Regions from separate parts of the Homo sapiens genome. Here region 1 is linked to region 2. A link is an interaction called in ENCODE POLR2A ChIA-PET data of the cell type or tissue named here. Cell type or tissue: Caco-2. All regions are shown on one strand. Region 1 has its middle 23 kb from the start of LYRM9. Region 2 overlaps LOC105371710 (a long non-coding RNA gene).

Evidence for each region. Peaks named below come from ENCODE experiments on the same cell type or tissue, not always from the same donor. Only the 100,000 strongest peaks of a DNase experiment are listed, where the experiment ranks them.
Region 1: POLR2A ChIA-PET joins it to region 2 with 5 read pairs; 1 of 35 experiments calls an interaction of 5 or more read pairs at or near these places.

What each region holds. Positions count from the first base shown.
Region 1 is chr17:27,868,855-27,872,854 of GRCh38, forward strand. No RefSeq gene overlaps it. Among named protein-coding and RNA genes, the nearest start is that of LYRM9, 23 kb to the right of the region's middle. In Caco-2, no CTCF peak of the experiment used is centred here; no DNase peak of the experiment used is centred here.
Region 2 is chr17:28,217,127-28,221,126 of GRCh38, forward strand. All of the region lies in intron 1 of LOC105371710 (a long non-coding RNA gene), which reads right to left. Among named protein-coding and RNA genes, the nearest start is that of TMEM97, 100 kb to the right of the region's middle. In Caco-2, no CTCF peak of the experiment used is centred here; a DNase peak (open chromatin) is centred at 1,595.

The DNA of each region.
Region 1 (4,000 bases), 350 kb before region 2:
GTGCGCAGTGCTCCCTCCGATTTCACTGGGATCGGCCCATTGATTCCTGTAGGCGCTGGCTTCTCCTGACATGACTCCGTGTCATTCACTGACAGAAGAAGGCCGTCTCCTGACCAGTTATAATTCTTTTATCAGAATCCAGCAGAAAGGGGTCTTGCTCTTACAGTGTATTATAACACCCTTGTTATTTAAAATCTTTTCCATGGCCAGGCACAGTGGCTCATACCTGTAAGCCTAAACTTGAACAACCTAAACATGGACTATTACTTTAAGGGGTCAAATTGGAGGGATCGCTTGACAGGAGTTCGAGATCAACCTGGGCAACATAGCAAGACCTTGTTTCTACAAAAAAATATATTTTTTCCATGATTTTTTGCTTTCTTTCAGTCCCTGACCCAAAGATTTCCAAAAATATGTTCTCTTGGAATTGAGTCAAGGAACAATTTTAGTGTTACATCTCAATGTTTCTTCCAAAATTTCCCCTCCTTCAACTAGTGCCCAAAGACTGACTGACTAAAGAATCTTGTTTCTCTCTTCCCAAAATATGCGTTCCCAGATCATTGTGTATAGTGAATGGTCTCTAAAGATGACCACCATCAATGCCTCCCCTCATTTTATAACCATGCCACTCTTTCCATCAAGAGACAGACTCTATTTCCTCTCTCCTTGAATCTGGGCTAGTTCTGTGACCTGTTTTAACCAATAGAATGAGACAGAAGTTCCTCTCCATTCCTAGCCCTTATGAGAATGATAGAGGCAGGAGGCAGAAAAATGCCTAGGCAGATAGGATGGGTCTCCGGGGAAACCCAACCTTCAAGAAGGAAACAGTCCCAGTAAATCCTCAAACCGGATTGGGAACTGGCTTTCCCATTTGGCACACTTTCCTCTGATTGATCCCCATCCTTCACCTATTTACACATACCCACCCTTTCCTAATTGGTTTTCTACACTATCGTGCCCACCTTTGAGTGGTGTTTTTGCTTTAACCTTTTTTGCACACTCACAAACCAATCAGCATGTACTCCCTATTCTGAGGCCATAAAAAGCCCCAGGCTCAGCCATATTGGGAACCCTCCTGCCTTCAGGTAGGGGAACCACCCCAGTGTCCCCTCCCTGCTAAAAGCTGTTTCATCACTCAGTAAAACTTCCCACCTTGCTCACTCTTCTTGTATCTGCATGCCTACTTCTTCCTGGTCATGAGACAAGAACCCAGACCTAGCTGAGCTAAGGAGCTGAAACTCCTGCATCAAGGATGTGAAAAGGCCTAGGTTCTCATGCTCTCTAATGAAGCCAACCACCATACTGTAAGGAAACTTGGGCTAGACTTCTGAATGAGAAACCATGTGGAGAGAAAGAGGCCACACAGAGGAAGATCAAGGTGCCAGACATGTGAGTGAAGCCTTCCTGAACCTTCCAGCACAGCACAGCCACCATCCGTCTGCAGCAGATCAGTGACTCAGCTGTCACTACATGGAAGAAAGAGCCAATCCAGTCAAGCCCTGGATTCATGTCCCCCAGAATCATGAGAAACAATAAGTCATTGATATTTTATGCCACTAAATTTTGAGGTAACTTGTTACCCAGCAATAGATAACAGGAACCCTGGGAGACAAACCTCCAAGTGTTCAAGAAGCAGCTGTTGCCCTTGCTCCAGCATCTCAGCCCAGGGCCAACTATGTTTCAACTTGCCTCCGCGGCTCCCAGAAAACTTTAAGAATTTTCATGCAAATAGAATCCCTGAAAACTTCTCTCACATGCCCTGACATGCCAGCCCCCACATGTGACATAAAGATGTGACTCCTTTTTTCTCCCCTCAGATTTCTTTTCTCAATTGTGATGGAGATTTTAGGAAGATGTCAAAATGAGTTGGTTCTTCCTAATCAATGAAATAATGCACAAGGGGCAGTGGTCAGTCTGCAAGCCCAAACTGGCCCCAGACAACTGCCAGGGTAGGGAGACTAAGAGCAGGGACCCCTCTTAGGGACCTGCAGGGATCCCCCAAGCGTGGAAATAGAGGAAAATCTTGAGTTCCTTCAAGGGAAATTCCAGGCAAGTAGCTAGCCCTGCAAAGTAAATGAGCATCTGGATAAGCCAGAAGGTGATAGTAGCTTAAAACAGTAGTGAAGGAAGTGAGAATCATGGGATGTTTGGTCCCCCTATAGAAACTAAAGATCACATCTTAACACATGTCCCTGTGTTGTTTGGCAGAAACCTGGACCTCCACCAAATGGATCCACTGGCTCAAAGACGTCAGATAGGGAGGACTAAGGACCAAACTCTGACCACTGTTCTTCATCATTCTAAATTTCTTCCTGAGGGGCCTGGCAGAGGTCACGCCCCTGGGCCAGAACTAATATTCTGCTAATCCCAAAGTTTTAGACAAAACTTTGCCTCTTTAACCAATTGCAAATCAGAAAACCTTTGAATCCATCTGTGACTCCTGGCTACCCCCTCCCTCCTGCTTTGAGATGGCCCTCCTTTTTAGGTCAAACTCATGTATAGCCCCCATGCACTGATTTATGACGTTGCCTGTAACCTCTGCCTTCTCACCTTTAAAAACCCTTGTCTGTAAGCCATGGAGGAGTTCAGGTATTAAGCATGAGCTGCCCCATTCTCCTTGCTTGGCACTCTGCAATCTTGATGCCAAGGTTGGACTTTATTGCACCAGGTGAGTGGATCCCAGTTTGGTCCAATAACAAGACCATGTGCAGTTAACAAGCATGGCAGTTACATTTTATTGACCCGTGGCTGAGTGCCAGGCACTAGCTAAGCACATTATAGATATCATCTTATTGGGTTCTCACAACTTCCCTGAGAGACAGCTATCCTAACATTGAGTTAACAATGAGTTAACATTTGTCTTAACTCATTTTCTGGTTTGTGGGAATCATATATGAGCCAGAGGGAGACACCTCCGTCTAGTCCAGTCCTTCAGCCAAAAAAGATGCCCAGGAAAATTTTGTCTTTTAACCCTGTGCTTCCCAACCTGTTTCATGCCCTGGCACACATAAAAAGTGACAATAAATTTGGGGTACACTGAGACAAGGGGTTGAGGTGGAGGTTCCCAGTTGGAAAAATCCATTAAGCTGCTTATAATCCAAAATGCATTTTCCTAAATCCTTTTAAATCTCTTAGACCTCTGAGAGGGGGTGAGAATAAAAAAAATTTTTTTAACGTAATTTAGTGGAGATAGGCTATTGTCTCTTAGCACCTTAGGAAGAGCAGACTTCAACCTCCAGAAAGGGCCCAACCCAGGCCATGTTCATTCTTGAGATGCAACCTTGGACAAGTGACTTGGCCTCTCTTGGCTTGTTTCTCTCTGCAGAGGTGAGAACTCCCCCATAGGATTATAAAGGCAGGAGATGAAGATGGCATCGGGATTGGTCCTCGGGCCAAGTAGAAAAACTCAACCTCAGATACCCCTGGAGACAAAGACAATTGTTTCTTTCAATAGAAACTACTCGGCCAGGCCGGGTGGCTCATCCCTGTAGTCCCAACGCTGGAAGGCTGAGGCAGGAGGATCGCTTGAGCCCAGGAGTTCAAGACCAGCCTAGGCAACATGGCAAAACCCCATCTCTACAAAAGATACACAGATAGCCAGGTGTGATGGCATGCGCTTGTAGTCCCAGCTACTTGAGAGGCTGAGGCGGGAGGACTGCATTAACCTGGGAGGTGGAGGTTGCAATGAGCCAAGATCGATCCACTGCACTCCAGCCTGTATGACAGAGCGAGACCCTGTCTTGAAAAAAATGAATTAATTAATTAAAAGAAAAAGAAAATAAACTGGTCAAGGAGGAGGGAATTTTCTAGACATTAATGACGGTTTGGGTGGTACCTTCCAGATGCATTGGAATTTATTTGGTTTTCTCCTGATATTTGCTTTCTTTTGCTTTTTAGCCATTTTATTGAGATATAATTCACATACCATCCAATTCACCCATTTGAAGTGCACAATTCACAGATTTTTAGTACAGTCACAGAGTTGTGCAACCACCACAAC
Region 2 (4,000 bases):
GATAGGAGCACAAGAAGCAATGCAGCTTCCTCGACAAACTTGTCTTCTTCTTTTTTTTCTTTTTTTTTCTTCTTTTGAGATGGAGTCTCGCTCTGTCACCCAGGCTGCAGTACAGCAGTGCAATCTCGGCTCACTGCAACCTCCGCCTCCCTGGTTCAAGCAATTCTCCTGCCTCAGCCTCCTGAGTAGCTGGGATTACAGGTGTGCACCACCACGCCCGGCTAATTTTTGTATTTTTAGTAGAGACAGGCTTTCACCATGTTGGTCAGACTGGTCTCAAACTCCTGACCTCATGATCTGCCCACCTTGGCCTCCCAAAGTGCTGGAATTACAGGCATGAGTCACCGCACCTGGACTCCTTTTTTTTTTTTCTTTGATTTCCAATTTTTATGTTCAGGGGTACATGTACAGGATGTGCAGGTTTGTTACATGGGTAAATGTGTGCCTTGGTGGTCTGCTGCACAAATCATCCCATCATGTAGGTATTCAGCCCAGCATCCATTAGCTATTCTTCCTGATACGCTCCTTCCTCCCCCACTTCTTTGTTCTGTTTTGTTTTGTTCTGAGATGCGGTTTTGCTCTGTTGCCCAGGCTGGGTGCGGTGGGGCAATCCCAACTCACTGCAGCCCTGACCTCCCAGGCTCAGGTGATCCTCCCACCTCAGCCTCCCAAGTAGCTGTGACTACAGGCACACACCACCATACCAGGCTAATTTATTTTTTGTTTTGGTAGAAACAGGATCTTGCTAGGTTGCCCAGACTGGTCTCAAATTCCTGGGCCCAAGTGGTCCCCCCGTCTCAGCCTCCCAAAGTGCTGAGATTACAGATGTGGGCCAGGAACCTGACCTTCACCACACCACACTCTTAAATGGCAAAATGCTTGCCCTCTACTTCCTTATTTCTCATCTCTGTGGCCTGGAATATGAATGTGGGGTAATGAACATTCTTTTTTTTTTTTTTTTTTTTTTTTTTGAGACAGAGTCTCTCTCTGTCACCCAGGCTGGAGAGCAGTGGCATGAACTCAGCTCACTGCAAACTCCGCCTCCCGGGTTCAAGCGATTCTTCTGCCTCAGCCTCCTGAGTAGCTGGGACTACAGGCAAGCCTCACTCCGCTCGGCTAATTTTTGTATTTTTAGTAGAGACAGCATTTCACCATATTGGCCAGGCTGGTCTCAAACTCCTGACCTCGTGATCCACCCGCCTCAGCCTCCCAAAGTGCTGGGATTACAAGAGTGAGCCACCATGCCAGGCCCGGTAATGTACATTCTTAAACCATGTGGATGGGTGCACAATCTTGGAATAACAAGACAAGACGGTGCTTGGGCTCCTTGTAGATCAGAGGCACCCTACCCCCCAGCTGCCAGCTTGGACCCTTACATGAGAGAGAAATAAATATCTATAGTATTTAAGTTACTGTTATTTGGTCTCTATTAAGGCAGGTGCACCAATATTTTAACTAATATGTTCACTTGTTGACTGATCAATTCAATAACCTAAGAGCCACCATGTGCCAGCACCACATCAGATACCAGGAGCCACAAAGACACAAGTCCACAGGGGCCTGGTGAATCAGGGAGCTGACCGTGTCTGAACCAGGTCAGAACTGTTTCTCCCTGAATCCATGCTTCTTTCAGGACTTGAGCTTCTGCACCAGCAGCACAGGCCTCTTGAGACTGTTGGACCCTAGAAAAAGTTTTGGATTCAGACTGGGAACAGGGGCACTGGTGTGGAGGGGATGTGCACAGAGCTTCCCGGGACTGGAGCCCAGGGCCCCTCACAGTATTTTATTTAAGGCTTCACAACACACACCAGCATTTGGTTTATATTTGGTTTTTAAAAATTCTTTGGTTGTTCTTTAAGACATTAAATAGAAATACCCTGGCCGGGCGCGGTGGCTCACGCCTGTAATCCCAGCACTTTGGGAGGCCAAGGCGGGCAGATCTCCTGAGGTTGGGAGTTTGAGACCATCCTGACCAACATAGAGAAACCTCATCTCTACTAAATATACAAAATTAGCTGGGCGTGTTTGCACATGCCTGTAATCCCAGCTACTCAGGAGGCTGAGGCAGGAGAATCATTTGGGCCCTGGAGGCAGAGGTTGCGGTGAGCCAAGATGGCGCCATTGCACTCCAGCCTGGGCAGCAAGAGCAAAACTCTGTCTCAAAAAGAAAAAAGAAAGAAAGAAAACGAAATACCCCATAAAACATTCAAACTATATTGGAAATATATAAAATACCGGAGAAGCCCTTGTTTTGATATAAGTAGGTCTGAGTCATTGACCAGTCTTTTGGAAACGTCAGTTCAAGTGGGCAATCGTTAAAAACAGACACGTGTAGGTCCTGGTCACTTTGTTTTGACTTCAAACAAAATTCACACTCAGGCACTAGTTTTTCTTTGGGTATCTTGACTCAAATCCCTCTTTGACTTTCTTGCATAAATCACACCCACAATCCTATAATTCATCACCTATTATTTTCAATTTATTTAAACTTAAAGACAGTTGTGAAGCAATCTGATGTAGAACAGTTCTAGATTTTTAGGATTTTCCCTGAATAGTTTATCTTTCACATCTAATTCAACATGTCAGCAAATCTTTTTGTGTATTACTTCCAAAGCATTTAACGTCATTTGCAAGGAAACAATTCTTTATGCACTCACATTTCATCAGTTTATGTAATATTTAATTTAATTATATGATTACAATGACAGTACACCTGGCATAAACAGGCTAGGGACACACCCAATCAACTCTTGGTAAACCGACAACTCAACCCAGAGCAGAGGTAGCTGAGTTCTTGCTTTTCTAGACCAGGGGTCAGCAAACTATGGCCCTGTGGGCCTGTTTTTATACATCCTGTGGGTTAAAAATGCCTTTTAGGGGCTGGGTGTGGTGACTCACACCTGTAATCCGAGCACTTTGGGAAGCCAAGGCAGGCAGATCACTTGAGGTCAGGAGTTCGAGGCCAGCCTGGCCAACATGGTGAAACCCCATCTCCACAAAAAATACAAAAAGTAGCCGGGCATGGTGGCGGGCGCCCGTAGTCCCAGCTACTTAGGAGGTTGAGACAGGAGAATCCCTTGAACCCGGGAAGGGGGACTTGCAGTGAGCTGAGATCACACCACTGTACTCCAGCCTGGGTGACAGAGTGAGACTGTCTCAAAAAAAAAAAAAAAATGCCTTTTATGCCAGGCACAGTGGCTCATGGCTATAATCTCAGCATTTTAGGTGGCTGAGGCCAGAGGATCCCTTGAGCTCAATAATAATAAAAAGAATGGCTTTTTAAAGTGGTTGAATCTGTAAGTGGTTGAAAAAAACTTAAAAAAATATTTATTCCATGAAAATTATATGAAATTCAAACTTTAATGTCTGTAAGCAAAGATTTACTAAAGCACTACTACATCCATTCTTTTTTTTTTTTTTTTTTGGTGTATTCAGTGGCTGCTTTCAAGCTACCATGGCTAAGCCTAACAGTGTCAACAGAGACTGTCTGGAGCACAAAGCCTAAAATATTTACTATCTGGTCCTTTACAGAAAGAGTTTGCCTACCTCTGTTCTAGAGCGAAGCCTGAGCCTTGGGTGCTCACTATGCCACAGGTATCTGTTACTGTGGTTTGCAGAAGCTTCAGGTGAGAGGGAGAGCTTCTAGGAGAATGCCTACCACGAAAAGTGAAAATCCCTTCCTTCTTGGCATCACTGTTTCCCAAACCCACCTCCCACTCTTCCCAAGGTAGCTTCATGGTTTGCTTCGTCACTTCCTTCCTGGGCTCAAGTGAACCTCCCAACTTGGTCTACCAGAGCACTGGGATTACAGACATGAGCCACTATACCCAGCTCTGATTTTTCTCTATAGCACTTATCAGATATATTCCATGCTTATTTATTTATTTATTTTTAATTTGTTTGAGACAGAGTCTCACTTTGTCACCCAGGCTGGTGTGCAGTGGCACCATCTCAGCTCACTGCAACCTCCGCCCCCCAGGTTCAAGCAATTCTCCTGCCT